Regions from separate parts of the Mus musculus genome. Here region 2 is linked to region 1. The links are chromatin loops, found by intact Hi-C in ENCODE. Cell type or tissue: heart. All regions are shown on one strand.

Evidence for each region. Peaks named below come from ENCODE experiments on the same cell type or tissue, not always from the same donor. Only the 100,000 strongest peaks of a DNase experiment are listed, where the experiment ranks them.
Region 2: a loop joins it to region 1, with 6 times the contacts of the local background. A loop is called at or near these places in 10 of 42 quality-filtered maps.

The regions. Positions count from the first base shown.
Region 1 is chr6:124,508,319-124,516,318 of GRCm38, reverse strand. C1rl (complement component 1, r subcomponent-like) reads right to left here. Exons shown (of 6, transcript NM_181344.5): 6 at 5,676-7,971. The coding sequence ends at 7,199. C1ra (complement component 1, r subcomponent A) reads right to left here and starts at 3,698. Exons shown (of 11, transcript NM_023143.3): 1 at 3,519-3,698; 2 at 2,442-2,667; 3 at 460-652. The coding sequence starts at 3,520. In heart, a CTCF peak has its summit at 3,755 (motif pointing left); a DNase peak (open chromatin) is centred at 3,738; H3K4me3 peaks cover 331 bases.
Region 2 is chr6:124,756,364-124,764,363 of GRCm38, reverse strand. It overlaps Atn1 (atrophin 1), which reads left to right and starts at 7,877. Exons shown (of 10, transcript NM_007881.4): 1 at 7,877-8,000. It overlaps Eno2 (enolase 2, gamma neuronal), which reads left to right. Exons shown (of 12, transcript NM_013509.3): 8 at 440-637; 9 at 1,158-1,359; 10 at 1,603-1,711; 11 at 2,658-2,716; 12 at 3,002-4,311. The coding sequence ends at 3,071. In heart, a CTCF peak has its summit at 4,831 (motif pointing right); DNase peaks (open chromatin) are centred at 4,843, 5,673, 6,343, 7,543 and 2 weaker places; H3K4me3 peaks cover 2,787 bases; H3K27ac peaks cover 3,369 bases; H3K27me3 peaks cover 1,719 bases.

The DNA of each region.
Region 1 (8,000 bases):
ACTTGCTCTTTAATTTAGAACTGTTGGTTGAGTAAAGATACTGGCAACCTATAGCTGGCCAGAAGAGAGGTAGGTAAAGTTTTGGTTCCTGGGCTTGGGGTCCAAGGAGGTCCACGATGGACAAGATAGAAGGTGGAGAGAAGAGGAGAGCAATCATGAGAATTGCCCATGAGAGCTGCCCAGTCTGAGTAAGAGCTATCTGGATGGAATACAGCCAATCATATCTCAGGGTTGTTAACAGGGAGGTAGATGTAAGAGCATAGAGAGTTGATATCTGCCCAGCTCTATCACTGATGAAGGCTTATTATAAATATAAAAGTTTTATCTGGGAACTGAATGATCAAAGGGTAGAAATCCCCGATGGAGATTAAGAAATTACTACAACAGGGCTCAAACATGCCCCAGCCCCACTCCCATGGCTGAGGCCAGAGTGAAGGGCTGGCTGTGGGGAGCACTCACCTACAGCCTGGTAGTAGGCCAGGAAGCCCTTGTAGAACATGATGGTCCCATTCTCCTCATTGGAGAAGTCTGTGTGGAAGGTCAGCAGCATCTTGTTTCCTTGGGACATGAATTCCTTGCTTCCTGGGGGGTTGCCCAGGGGAGAATCCAGCTGCCCACAGAACCTCCCCAGTGTTTGCTTATCAGCAGAAATCTGTTGGAGGGAGGACAATGGAGAGAAGCCCTGCTAAGGAGTCTGGTCCCGTGTGGCAGCCAGAGAGACCCTCCTTGGATTGAATCCTGATCTAATGTTACTATCTGTCAGATCTGGCTGCTGTGCACACCCTCAAGTGATGCTTATGGGTCCATCTCTGTCTTTCATTAAGTTTGTTTTCTTAAGTTAGGATATCACAATGTAGCCTAGGCTTGCCTTGATGGCATTAATTAAGGCCTCTGTCTCTGTCTATGTCGAGGGGCATGTTACAGGGGAATACATGGGGAGCCCAGAGGATGACTTGCAAAAGTCAGGTCTTTCCCTCCATCATGGACATCCTTGGGATTGAACTTAGGTTGAAGACTTGGAGGCAAGGGCCTTTACCCACTGACCCATCTTGCCAGCTCTGGACTGGGATTGAGCCTGTAGTTCTTCTGCCTTCGTCCCAATTCTTGTTTTTTTTTTTTTTCCATTTTTTATTAGGTATTTAGCTCATTTACATTTCCAATGCTATACAAAAAGTCCCCCATACCCACCCACCCCCACTCCCCTACCCACCCACTCCCCCTTTTTGGCCCTGGCGTTCCCCTGTACTGGGGCATATAAAGTTTTCGTGTCCAATGGGCCTCTCTTACCAGTGATGGCCGACTAGGCCATCTTTTGATACATATGCAGCTAGAGTCAAGAGCTCCGGGGTACTGGTTAGTTCATAATGTTGTTCCACCTATAGGGTTGCAGACACCTTTAGCTCCTTGGGTGCTTTCTCTAGCTCCTCCATTGGGATCCCTGTGATCCATCCATTAGCTGACTGTGAGCATCCACTTCTGTGTTTGCTAGGCCCCGGCATAGTCTCACAAGAGACAGCTACATCTTGGTCCTTTCGATAAAATCTTGCTAGTGTATGCAATGGTGTCAGCGTTTGGAAGCTGATTATGGGGTGGATCCCTGGATATGGCAGTCTCTACATGGTCCATCCTTTCGTCTCAGCTCCAAACTTTGTCTCTGTAACTCCTTCCACCAATTCTTGTTTTAAAAGCCGCACTCAACTCAGCCTCCTGATAGACCCAGCTGAACATGATAGTACAAATGGTACCCAGAGGTCTCCTCACTGGCCAGCATCACCTAGTGTCTTCCCTGCTTTGTCTCACAGATTCCTTACTTTGTCCAAAGCAGACGACGTTCTCCTTGCTAGCTTTGCCGTGGGATGCACCCCTCCCTCAACGCTGCAGACTTGTTGAGTCCCCTTTGTTGGGGAAGTGTGGAGTTTTCTCGTTATTTTCTTAGTCTCCTGGCTGTTGCCTGAGCCTCATAGTGCGAGGAAGAGCATAGGCTCTGCTTGAATCCTGCCTTTTATTTTTACTGGATGTAGAAAGATGAGGCTAAGAAAGAAACCCTTTGAAGGGTACATACAGGGGTGACCAAGGTCCTTGTCTTCCCTGAAGGACATGTGACACCTTTCATATGTTTCTTTTCTTCTTGTTTTGGATGCAGTAGGTTACCATTCAGGGAAACTGAGGCATGGCTGTTTCTCAAGGCCTTATGGTTAGCTGTGTCCTAACTCCAATACATAGTGAAATCTACTGGAACAAACACCCCCATGCCTGCCCCTTTTCCTCATGAATCTCACTGAAGGCCTCAAAAGTCCATGGATACCCCCTCTATGGCACCAGCGACCCAAGGCCAACATTTCTACAGAGCTGTACAGTGATGGGGTGCAGGCATATTGTCCAGAGTATTCAGAGCACAAACTTCCAGTTTTGTTTCCCCTCCCTCCCACTCTGACGCCTACCTTAACATAGTCATAGAAGCAGCCTTCAGAAGGCTCCACGTCAAACTGCCAGAAGACCAGCTTCACCCTGTACCCCATGGGGACAGTGATCACAGTGGTTGTCTCCAAGTCACTGGGGTAAGGCTTGGGATACAGAGGGGAGGTCACCTCTCCATAGAGCTTCTGAGGGAGGTAAATGGAGCCTTCCACCCCATAGAACAGGGTCACCAGGAGGGCAAAGAGCCACCTGTCAAAGAGAGAGGCGAGTGTTTGTGGGGCTGGAGGATCAAGGGTGTTGTGTAGCACCCTTGCTATTTGAACTGCCTTAGGCAGGAATAGGATGACTAAACTGCCTGGTTCTTCCCCCATGCCCATTGTAGACTTCATAGTGGTTCTGTGATTGGGGGCATCAGCAGCCTCTGCATCTGCTGCAGCTGAGTTTCTCGTAGGTCAGTGCCCAGTCCAGGGGTCACTGGACTCTATCACACTCCCCACCCCCAGCCTCTGAACTGCCTTCTCTGCCCTTCTCTTTTGCCTCCTTTTCTTCCTGGAGTAGAAGCTATCTGAGGGTGAAGTTTTCCAGTGATGGCTCTGCAAAGTTTCCCAAGGCTTCAGCAAAGACCCCTGGGAGAAACCCTTCATCATGTCTGAGAAACACAGGTGGGGTCTGAGAAACACACGTGTGTGTGTGGGGGGGGGAGAGAAACACACGTGGGGTCTGAGAAACACACGTGTGTGGGGGGGGAGAGAGAAACACATGTGGGGTCTGAGAAATACACGTGGGGGGGTTCTCTCCTCTCTCAGAGAGTTCCCTCCCCTCACTGTTACCCTGCTATGAACCCAGAGTCAAGAAAGGAGAGGCTAGCTCAGCTCATGTCTAAGGGTCTGGACCCTGGGAGGAGGGCTGAGGAGTGACCCTGAGAAGTATGTGCTCTGGAGCTGGCAGTATGGGAAGAAGGATATTGTATTCCTCTTCTTATTCCCCTTCCATTTTCTTTCCGTATTCTTTTTTTTTTTTCTTTAAAGTAATATGGGCGCATGTTTGCTTCCTATGCCCAACTCCTCTTTCCTCCCTTGATACCCATCAGTCTTACTCACATGTCTCAAGGCCAGTTTGTTTTGGGTCCTCAGCTCTCCTGACAGAGTCTTCAGGCACTGTAAGTTGAAGGAGGGAGTAGGCATACAGGGGAGGGAAGGATTGTGGCAGTGGAGGGGGTGACCATTCCCGGAGGAATGTTTCAGGGAATGAAGCATTTGCATAAACAGCAAAAAAAATCTGAGTTCCCAGTTTAGTTTTGGTTTTGAAATCCTCGTTGCTTGCTGGTGCCATCTGGTGGTCCATTTGGGGAATGGCTGAGGCGATGGGATCTGAAGTTTTAGGGACCTGGAAACATTTGGTTTGGAGGGCCAGACTCTGGGGTCTCTAAATCGGATTAACATTTTCTGGGAGACTTTCCTGGGGCTGCTAGTTGCCCTTTATTCCAGGATCCTCGCCACAGGCATCGTAGATTGTGGAGGCACTTAAAGGCTCTGCTTTCCTATTGGCCCCTTTTTTGCAATTCTTATTCACCTGGAAGCCAAGGAGCTGGGGTTTCAATGCACAGGGTGAGGTGAAGAAGAACTGGGTTGAGGAGGGCACCGAGGTGTACAGGTGTGGATATGAGTGTGATGGAGTTGCAAGATCACAGGACACTAAAGCAAGGCTATGCTTTGAGCTCCCGCCTCCATCCTTGAACTCTGGCTTCCCAGTGAACTTAGATCTTGTTGAAGATAGGGCAGCTGCAGAGTGGAAGAAACATCTTTTCCTGGACATATGGTCAGCTCGAGTCTTCAGGGATACAACTACTTAGCGCTTCAAGCAAAGGGTGTGGCCGCAGAGGGAGAGTGACTCTTTCTTCTTAGAAGGGAAACCAGGTACCCGGGACAGCTGTGCTGTCCACAAGGACATGGTGTCCTGTTTAAAAAATTTGTTCCTGTCTCCACCAAAAAATTTATGGCACTTTGTTTTGTGGAGGCTTGGACTACAGAGCAGGCATGCCAGTTCCTGTAAGGTGTTCCTGATTAGAGAAAATGTTCCTCCCCTACTCGCTCTTCTCTCCCGACTTGTCCACGTATGGGATAATTCGTATTAGGGGTCAGCCTGTGAACTTAAAGGATCCACAACGATGGAGGCAGTCTCCCCTTGACAGTGACCTTGGCATGAGGCCGGAGAGCAGGCACACACAAGATGTGAAACGCACGGAGGTTTGGAAGATTTTCCCAGCACTGGGGCAGAAGCCTGAATGAAGGTAGTGGCTAGGAGAGAGGGAGGGGTGGGGAGGGCTTCCAAGATTTTATCAGGGTAAGATAAGGTCGGGAAAGACCAATGATGAGGGATAGGAAATGGACTAGATCAGAAGACAGAAGGAAGAGGAAATCTTGCCTAGTGAATTGCATGTTGGTATCCTAAGAAGTAGGTGTGTGTGTGTGTGTGTGTGTGTGTGTGTGTGTGTGTGTGTATGTGCATGGCTTGTTCATAACTGTGGCAGAAGGATCAGATGGAAGGGTGTGGTCCAAGAAAGCAAGTCAATTGAAAAATCTCATCTACATTGCTTCTAGGGATTCTGAGTTCTGTTCTGATGTCATGTGACTTGACCAAAAAAATATGCCAAACCTGGACCTTACCACCTCAGGTCCTGCCCCATTTCCATTTTGTTTAAACATACAAATAAAGTTTAGATCTGCATCTAGAGATAAAAATATTACATAGATATAGACAAATATATGTCTTTTGCTTTGTCTGTAAGAAAATATATAATTTTTATCAAAATAAAAAGTTCAATAAGAATGACATATGCTTACTACTTAAAATTTAGTCAGTAGAAAATAAGAGAAAATAATCAGTCAAAATCGCTCCACCCAAAATAACTTCTGCTTAGTATTCTTGGAATACTGTTACTTTTAACCTATTTTTAAAAATAATTTACTTATTTGTACTTTATGTTCATAAGTGTTTTGCCTGGGTGGATGCATGTGCACCTGTGCACGCAGTGTCTGTGGAGGCCAGAGAGGTTGTTGGAAACTCCAGACCTGGAGTTATAGACACATGTGAGCTATTTGTGTGTGTGTGTGTGTGTGTGTGTGTGTGTGTGTGTGTGTGTGTGTGTGTTTCCATTCCAGGGACCTCTGAGTCATCTCTCCAAACCCCTAGACTACTTTTAATAGTCTTTTGAATTGTGCATAGGGTTTAAAAAGTAGAATCAACCATATTTATATCCTGCCAACTATTTATTAATTTATTTGTTTATTTATTGGTTTTTAAGACAGGGTTTCCCTGTGTAGCCCTGGCTATCCTGGAACTGACTTTGTAGACCAGGCTGGCCTTGAACTTCCCGCAGTGCTAGGACTAAAGGCATAAGGCACCACTACTATGTTTTAATTTTTTGTTAACTTTGAAATGAGATCAAAGCTGGCCTTGAACTTATGATCCTTCTGCCTCAGCCTCCCGCGTGGCTGGGATTTTAGTGTGTATTATGGCTTAGCTTGGATGCTGCTGTTATTTCAAAGATAAATTTAACCTTTGACTTTAGAGCACGTTCATCTCAACACTAACCCCCTTCCTTTTCTCCCCTCTCTTTTATGGTATTCATTTTCTATTATCACTGAACTCGTGTGTTTTATTTTGTCTTTTAGTATAAATCACTCCAAATCTTCCCTACAAATTAAAGAGTTCATCTTCTCAGGCTCGCAATGCCCTGGGTGATGAGGGCCAGCAGGAAAGTGAGAGCTGGTGGTACAATCTTCATAGAAACAGGCCTTCCCAGGGATGGAGTCTGTACAGTGGTGGAGCCCGGAAGGTGAAATGGGTGCTCAGGCAGGTCTGCGGGGCAACTGGGAGGAATCCCGGAGACAGAGCATGCTGGGCAAACATGCTGGGATGAATGAAGCCTCAGTGGAGAACCAGCTTTGGAACTTCCACAAGCCACGGGATCTGTGGGAGCTTCCGTTTCCTCTTTGTGAGGCATGAATGACAGAAAACACACCCTCTGCCAACAGGGAGGGAGGACTGGATGAGACAACAGGCGATGCTCCTGGCTTACAGTAGATGTAAAATGGAATCGAGTATTGCCACGATTGTCTGGAGAAGCTGGGACAGGAGGCATATTTGAAGCTCATTGTAAGGGTTTTCAGAATATTTCAGAAACACAAGAGACCATGAGTAAATACAGAAGAAACCGTCCATAGCTGAGGTCGGGGAATTAAAAAAAGACACACATGGTGATGATGCAGGTGTACACGCTTGTAATCCCAGTGTTTGGGAGGCTGAAGCGGGAGCATTGCCGTGAGTTCAAGGCCAGCCTGGCTACAGAGTGAAATCCTGCCTTGAACAAACAAAAAGACATTCTGAGCAAAGGTTGCTTGGTATAAAACCCAGGAGAGCAGAAGGTTCTGTTTCTGATTTGGGACAGCGTGGTCTGGGGAGGCGGGGCTTTCTCTTGGCAGTGGGTTGCTGAATCAGTGACTTTTTTTTTTTTTTTTTTTGTTTAGTTTTTGATACAGGGTTTCTCTGTGTAGCCCTACCTGTCCTGGAACTCAATCTGTAGACCAGGCTGACCTGGAACTCAGAAATCCACCTGTCTCTGCCTCCCAAGTGCTGGGATTAAAGACTTGTGCCACCACTGCCCTGCTGAACCAGTGACTTAAATGGGGTCTCCCGGTTTCAAGTGGATCCTCACTCCTGCCCGTTCTTAGCAGGGACCTCCACAGCACTGGCTGGCCACTCCTCGGGCCCCCTGGGGTCAGTCTTTACCTTCAATCACCCTCTTAATCCAATCCATGTAGCTGAGCACTTTGGTGTAGAAGCCGTACCCCTTGCCACACCCGATGCCCCAGGATACAATGCCTGTGGCCACCCAGCGGAGAGCAAGATCGTCCCACACCACATAGACGCTGCCGCTGTCTCCCTGGCAGACACTGTTCACCTGCATCTCTTCCCCAACACAGAACATATTGTCAGAAAACACCTCAGTTCGCTGCCTCTGGTGGAGCCAGGCTTCACAGGCCTCCCTGGGAGCTACAGGCAGTTTTGAGTATTTCAACTTTGTTGTTAACCAGCCCATCTCCACACCAAACCCACTGACGTAACCCCACAGGCCGCTGTGGTAGAGGGTCTCGTTGTCCGGCAGACAGACTGGGAGGAGATTGGGCCCCAGAGGGACTCTCTGCTCAAGTTCCAGGAGAGCAATATCTCCATTGAAGTTGTGGGACTCATGTTGGCGGTAGTCTGGGTGAACCACGACCCTACGGACAGGATGGTTCCCGAGTTTCAGTAGCTCGTCTATGTCTGTGTGACCCAGAAACACTTCCACATTCTGGTTCCTTCTGAGATAGATGCTATCCTTGGGGTAGATGGTATGGGCAGCCGTCAGGATCCATCTGTCACCCAGCAGGGCTCCACCCCCACGACCATAGATGCTGGTGAAGGCTTGCCAGGGGAAGTTGCCCAGTTTAGCTCGGGAAGAACCAAAAGTGTTTGGGTTCTCAGCAAGGGGGACGACTGGTCTTCCACAGACTGCAAGTGAGGAGAGTGAGAAAAGAGAT
Region 2 (8,000 bases), 250 kb before region 1:
GCCAGGGGCCTGGTGGTGCAGGTCTAGCATCCCAACCATTTAGAGGCTGAGGGAGGAGAACTGAAAATTCAAGGCATGCTTTAGCTACAGAGTGAGTTCGAGACCAGCCTGAACAACTTAGACACTGTCTCAAAATGAGAAAGAAAAAAGGGGACAGGAATGTGGCTCAGTGGCAGAGAACTTGCCTCAAATGAATGAGGCCTTAGGTTCAAGTCCCAGCACCAGTATGATGTGTGATGCAGTATGGGGGAGGGGGACCAACATTAGTAACTAGTAACACAATTCTACTCTTCTGTCTCCCTAGATAGCCTCTCTCCACAGACCCTAGTCACACCTCCCTTCCAACAGTCCCCTCCTTCCACCCTGAATTGCTTTTCTTGCCCTCCTTCCTTCACACCTATTTCTCCAACTTACAATTTCACTGGATTTGTTTCTATAGCCTTGGAGCTGGTGAAGGAAGCCATCGACAAGGCTGGCTACACGGAAAAGATGGTGATCGGTATGGATGTGGCTGCCTCTGAGTTTTACCGCGATGGCAAATACGACTTGGATTTCAAGTCTCCCGCTGATCCTTCCCGATACATCACTGGGGACCAGCTGGGGGCACTCTACCAGGACTTTGTCCGGAACTATCCTGGTGAGAGCGAGGGGTTGTGGGAGATAGGGAAGGGAAAGGACGGAGCTAGGCAAAGGTGAACTTTATGGGGTGCAGAGTCTGGGGCCAGGTGAGGTCCTGAGGAGGCTGAGAAGCAAGGAGAAGGAGCAGTAGGCTCTTGCAGAGAGGCGCTTTGAGTGTCATGTGACTGCGCATGTAGTCCCAGGACTCATCATAGGATGGGGCTCCTCCGTCTGTTTCAGACCCTGGGCTCTGAGAGCTACTTGGTTCCTAGGGAGGGCTCTGGATGGAGCCAGGGATGGGAAAACCATGAATGGATGTGACAGAAAAGTGCCAGGCTTTAGTGTCTTTGATTGATGAAGGTGGATACTGAATGGAGTTGGCGCGGCGCCTTGGGGGGTTGGGGGGGGGGGCGAGTCTCACTGAGGTACAGAGTCTCCACAGCCACCAAGGGCCTCCGTCCCGCTCCACAGAGGCAGTTGGCCTCCATCAGAGCAGGCGTCTCTAGGAAGAACCAGTCCCCTCTCCACTCCCCCTGCAGTGGTCTCCATTGAAGACCCATTTGACCAGGACGACTGGGCAGCTTGGTCCAAGTTCACAGCCAACGTCGGCATCCAGATAGTGGGCGATGACCTGACGGTGACCAACCCCAAGCGCATCGAGCGGGCAGTGGAGGAGAAGGCCTGCAACTGTTTGCTGCTCAAGGTCAATCAGATCGGCTCGGTCACAGAAGCCATCCAAGCGTGAGTGGTCCTGGCCTCCGCCCACCTGGTCCTCGTTTCTTCAGGACTCCTCTTGGGAGCGCCCTCCTAGCTGGATTCTGCCCAGGAATCCTAGCGAACCCTTCACACTCTTCTCACTTCTAGTCTCTCTGTACTTCCCTTAGTCACCTTCCTCCAGGTGCTTCCTGACATAGGTGAAGCCCGGGGCTGGGAGGGAGTAGCCGTGCTTCGGGGCAGGTCAGTGCTGGTGTACGTACCCTGCAGGTGCAAGCTGGCCCAGGAGAATGGCTGGGGGGTTATGGTGAGCCATCGCTCTGGAGAAACGGAGGACACGTTCATTGCTGATCTTGTCGTCGGACTGTGTACAGGCCAGGTGAGTAGAGCCAGTCTGTGGGATTGGGAGAGGTCTTTGTGGGGTTGGTGGGTTCTAGGCCCAGGTAGTTATTGTCCTGCCGAAAATTTGAGAGTCAGAGAAGTTTGAGAGTAGAAGTCTGGCCAGGCATAGTGGCACACGCCTTTAATACCAGCACTCAGGAGGCAGAGGCAGGTGGATCTCTGTGAGTTTAAGGCCAGTTTGGTTTGTATAGTGAGTATAGCAGGAAACCCAGGGCTACACCGAGGGACTCTGTCTTAGTAAATAGTAAAAAGAGTAGAAGTTCTGGGCTGGTGAGATGGCTCAGCCCAGTCCTAAGCCTGACTCTCAGCTTTAGTCTGATTTGTGGGACCCACGGGTTAGGAGAGAACCAACTCCCACCAGTTGTCCTCTGGCCTCCACATGCACACCGTGGCATGAGCAGATCCACAGACGTGTACACAGACACAACTTAAAGCATTAATTTTTATAATTAATTAATTAATTAGTACAAATACAGATGTTTCAGAGTTGGAGGTTCAGCTCATTTATAGAGTACTTGCCTAGTACGTGCAAGACCCTGGGTTCCATTTAAAAAAAAAGGGGGGGGGGAGTAGGATATGACATTGCACGCCTTTAGTCCCAGCACCCAGGAGCCAGAGGCAGGAGGATCTCTGTAAGTTCAATACCAGCTTAGTCTATGTAGGGAGTTCGCTACATAGTAAAACTCTGTCTCAAAACAAACCAAAAGCCCTGGACTTGGGGATACATGCCTTTTGTCTCCACACTCGGGAAGCAGAGGCAGGAGGATGAGGAGTTCTAGGCTAACCTGTCCCTTTAGAGGACAACCTTCATAAAAGTGTCTCAAAAAAAAATGTATGTATGTGTGTGTGGCAGGGGTGGGGCATAGGGGTGTCCTATCAGGCGAAGGAAATCCTTAAGCTGCCTATCTCCTGGAATGTTTCAGATCAAGACTGGCGCCCCATGCAGATCTGAACGTCTGGCGAAGTACAACCAGCTCATGAGGTGAGGAGGGTCCCCGAAGAACAAGAACCCGAAACCCGGGGTCTAAACGCCCCATTAGGCCACCATTCCACCTCCTGCATCCAGGACCTGGATAGCAGTTGATGCCAAGAAAAGTTTTGCTAAGTGGGTTCAAGGATGGTCCGATTGACAGATCACTAACTGACCACGAAAGCCAGGGACCGTTCACCTTGGGGCAGCCCTCAAAGGGGGAGCATTGAGGGACTCAGGGAGAAAGGCTGATCCCGTCTTCTCCCCTGACTGTCCCCCTTCCGGATCATCTGTCAGAATTGAGGAAGAGCTGGGGGACGAAGCTCGCTTCGCGGGACATAATTTCCGAAATCCCAGTGTGCTGTGATCCCCTTCCCCCAACCCCGCTTGCCTGAACGCGGGAACATCTCATTCTCCTGGAGCCTCTTTCTTGCTGCCCTGACCTGCCATAGTCACTCTGATACCCTGAGCCCCAAGTCACCCAGAACACCTCGACTCACCGCTCCTGCTGTTCTTGGCTTCCACAACCCCCCTTGCTCTCTCTGCTCTTCCTCCTCTCTGGGCCCCATTTTTGGGGGGATTCAGTCTTCCCACTTTCCCTTCTATTCTCTCTTCTCTTTAAAAAAAAATTATGAAGATTAGAAGGGGGTCCACAGAAGAATCCTCAGTGTCTGACAGGAGCTTCAGGATTGGTGTGTTGGGGTGTTTAAAGTGGGGTCACGGGCATGAGTGTTTCAGTGCTTACCATGGTGTGTATAAGCCTTGAACTATGCATAGAACTGGAGTTTGGGGAGTGCTGGATGTGTGGTCATGCTTGGTTGAGGCTTTAGTGTATGTGTTTACATACACAAGCACAGTTTGTTTGTTTGCTTATTTATTTATTTATTTATTTATTTATTTATTTATTTATTTATTTCTCAGCTGGTCAGTCAGCCATCTCCTGTAACTCTCCAGTCTGAAAGTGACCTAACTTGACAGGACTAGGCACCCCTATTCCATGTGGCTTCATTCCAAGATGACCCAGGATGGGGATTTTGCTAGCATGGGAAGGGGAACAGAAAAGGGCCTTAGCAATTGCTTCATTCGGTGCACTAACCGAAGCTCGGAACTTTACAGAATGGGGCTGTGGACCTGGGGAGGCTTTTCTCCTCTAACCCTCTCCCCAGCCCTAGGCTCCTCCGTCTTTCTCCGGCTGCACCAGAGCGCTGCCTCACTCCCCTGCGCCATGTCCCACAGTTGCCACCATCTCCGTGGCTTTGAAATGACCACCACCATTAAAGTCTGAATCACAGCGCACCACCCCTTGTCTGAGGACTCTTACTCTCTGCTCCATGTGAGAGGACGAAGAGAAACGACTGGATATTGGCGATCCTAGGTAGCAGATCAGGGGAGGGCTCAAAAAGCGGCAAGCCACTGAACTCATGACCAAGTTTGCAGCATTGCTGGTGATGTGGGATCCGTGGGGTTTTTGTTTCCCAAGACAGGGTTTCTACGTGTAGCCCTGGCTGTCCTGGAACTCACTCTGTAGACCAGGCTGGCTCCAAGTTTACAGAGATCCGCCTGCTTCTGCCTCCCGAGTGCTGGGATTAAAAGCTTGTACCACCACACTTGGCTGAACTAAGGATTCTTAACCTGTGGTACTGGAGTTACTCAAACATCAGGGATTGAGTGTATCTGGGGTGAGGAACAAAGCGTTTCTGGTTCCTAAAGTCTTGGACCGAAGTAGGAACAAAGCAGTAGACCAATAACTAAAGCGCCCCTGTACTGGTCCTCAACAGAATTCTGGATGGCTTTGAAATGAGAGTATCATGGCCACCAATTCCTTTGGAATACAGAACCAAAGAAAAAAGGGAGAGAAGAAATATTACGGGTACCAGGAGCTTGGGAATCCGACTTCTCCAGTAAAATGGATGCCACACCTGAAGTGCTCTCCAGCCTCCCCGTTAGCCAGACTGAGAGGATATCAGTGTGTAGACAGAGGCCCTCTAACCTTTCAGCTCCAGTGAGGCTGTGAGGTTGAAGCACCCAGCCCGCCTTGGGGGACAATCCCCCTAACATTACTATCCTTAGGGTACTAGGGCTCACGCTTGCAGGCAGCATCTGCCCATGAATAGCTGTGGCCATTAGGGGGAGCCCAAGTTCTGCAGGACACCTTACTAGACGCCAAGGTGAGGTTGGGGTGGGAAGAATTTCAAGGTTGCACCCTCTGCCCTCCTCCCGCGGATCCTCCCAAGTTCTGGTCCCAGGCTCCCTCAGACTTCCTTCTCCCTTTAGGGCTAACAGAAACTTGCACTGGTGAAGCCAGGAGCCACATCTCCCCACCCATCTTCTTGTATCCCCCAGCTATTTTCAGTTCAAAGAACTTCTTGCTCCCTCTCCTTCCCTGTGCCCTTGAATTCCTATGTAAGCTCCTCGTTTTTTTTCCCCCTTCCAGCACCCCTATATGGCCCCGGGGGCTCGCTACACTTCTCTGGGGCTGCTCTCTCAGAAACTCCTAGGCTTTGGTCAGGGCTATTGTGGCTGTAGCCACCATTCCTAACCCTTGTCTTTTCTTTCCTCCATCCTAGCTAGGTGCCTTTTTCTGACAACATTCCCAGCCCCCTTCTGGTACCAGGTTGGATTGGGTTACAGCTAGCTCTGCTTGGGCCTCCAAGGCCCCTCTCTACTTTCCTTTTGTGCCATTGCCTGGAGACCAGGTGATTGTAGGGGGCTGGGGCCAGAGAGGGAGCTGGGGTGAAGGATAGGGGTGGGGTGTATATTTAATGCTCCCAGCAGCTGAGCTGTGAGCCTGGTCTTGGGTACCAGAGGAACTGGAAGGTGTAGTGCTGGCTTCTTTTCCTAGTTCCATGCCTTGTCCTTCCCTAGGCCTACATTTTTCTTTTAGGCTTAGATAAGTTACCATCTTGGCTGTTGCCTTAGCGGCTAAACAAGGGTAGAGGTTGAGTCTGGAAAGGATTGGAAAGGTCCTAGGCCAGGCCTAGTGGGAAACTAAAGGAAAGAGAGGAAATGCTATGGGGAGAGGGGGGAGGGAGGAGGAGTCTCAGAGCAAAATTAGTTGGTACAGGGAAGGAACTAGGTCTATCTTAGAGCACAGAGAAAAAGACGTGAAGGGTACACAGGAGAGGACCTGGTCTCTGGGAGGCCCTGGAAGGGGACAAGCAAATGGGTATGGGGGTAAAGTGAGGCCCTGCAGAGGCAAGGGACTTCACAGTGGGGTGATGGGATATTTGTTCCTAGAGGAGCCAAGCATTCTTGCTTGGTCTCCCTAGTGCTTTGGAATCTGTGTAGAGCTTTTGGGTAAGTTCAAGAGCTTGGCTGAATCTGGCCTAAGGAATGGTGGTGTAAGACCTACTGGGTGGCTACTAGGCTAGCCGTTCTCCTCCCTTCCACAAAGGCAGTTTGCCCACTCAGTGTCCCCCACTCCACCCACTAGGTCTGAGCTAGGCTGGCCCCCTACAAGCTCTCTACCCCCACCTCCAAATCTGGTGAACTACTAAGGGCTCCCAATCCAGACTCCAGCTCCAGCTCTTCCGGGCTCCCAGCCTGCCTCCCTCCCTTTCTCTAGCCTTCCCAATTTCAGCTGCCAAAAATCACCCTGTCTCTAGTGTCCTTTGTCCTGAGAGATGTTGCTGCTGGTTTGGGGCCAGAGAAGGAGCCCAGAAGAAGGCACCACTGGAGTGATGGGGGTGCTGACTTCATGGCTGTAGGTTGGGCATGGCTGGCACGCTGACTGGAGAAGAGTTGGGAGGAGCATGCTGTAGTCTGTGCTGGGGACTACTTCCATATTACAATTGTTATGGGGAACCTGGGCACCCTAAAATGTATGTAGGTCCTTTCCACCTAATCCCCCACTTCATCCCTTCTGTGACCATGACCAAAGATGCTACTAGTAATGACTTCAGACTTGAGAAGGTCTAGTTCAGGAACCTCGAGAAAATGAAGGGCCCAAAAGTGAAGTGCCACCTCTTAGTTACCTCTTCCACACTAGGGCCTGGACCCCAGTCTGTCACTCCTCCAGGGTTCTCCCTCCGTCTCTAGCTCCTCTCTTTTCCCATCACTGGCCCTCCCACCACGTTGCCACAAAAGCCCTATTTATCTTGTGTTTCCTTCCAGACCTCTCTAATTCATTCTCCTCCACTTTATTTGCCAAAGGAAATAGTTCTTAGTTCGATTGGAAGTCCCCACATTCATGTTTACCAACCCAGCCCACCCCAGTCTCCCTCTAGAATAGGCATCCTCTGCCCTCCACCCCTCTTCTGAGACTTCTCATGCCTTCTCTCCCACAGAGGGATCTCCGGACTTGCCTCCAGCTTTCCTTCATCATTCCCAAATTCTTGTGGTTTGCATTCTTCTCAACACCAATCACTGCCTTAAACGCTTATCTCTTCCAGAAACACCATTCTCCTAGTACGTCTTCATCCTTTCCCGCCCAGGTCCACAAACTTCCATCGTAGGCTCTCCAAAATAGCTCCTAAACCCCTCCAGCCTCTACTTCTGGCCCTTCCTCTCCATCTTTCCAATACAGTCCCATTATCCAAATCTCTACTTCATAATTCCCCAAACTCCACCTACTTCACCCCTGCCACAGCCCCTCTTGTCCCCAAACTTCTCCAGCCTCCCCAGGTCTGCCTTCGCAGTCCACAGCCCCTCCCACCCAGCCCTCTCCCGCGCGGGGCCCGCGAGCTCCCCACGCTCTGCGCAGCGAGGCCCTCTCTCTCTGCGCCCCGGCCGGCTTCGGCCAACTCGCCCGGCGCCTCCCCTTCCCCGATCCTCCGCCCCCCGACTGCCGCGCGCTCCCTCCCTCGCGTCTCCTCCGGGCCCCTCTCTCTCCTCCGTTCCTCCGCGCTCCCTCCTTCTCCCTCTTCCTCCCTGCTCCCATCCCCCTCTCCCGAGCGCCCTCCCTCCGCCGTCCGCTTTCCTGTGCGAGTCGCCGGACGCGCCGCCCAGCCTGTCCGTCCGCCCGCAGCCCCGCGCCCGACCGGGGCCTCGGGCCAGGACGCGTTTCGGGGTGGCAGGCCTCGGGGCGGGCTAGGGGCGCGCGGCACCAGCGGCGGGAGGGTCGGGGGTCGCGGGCCTCGCCGGGACCGCGAGTGCGGGCGGAGGCGGGCGGTGCGGCGGGGGCGGGCGCGGGCGGCGCGTTCCGGGCGGGAGGGCGGGCGAGGAGCGCGAGAAGCCGATCGGGGCTGCGCGGGGAGCCGGGCATGGGGGCCGCCCTCCGGGGGGGCCGGGGCCGCCGCCGCCGCCGCCGCGGCAGCGACTGAAGCCGCGCTGTAAGGAGGGGCGGGGAGTGGCCGCC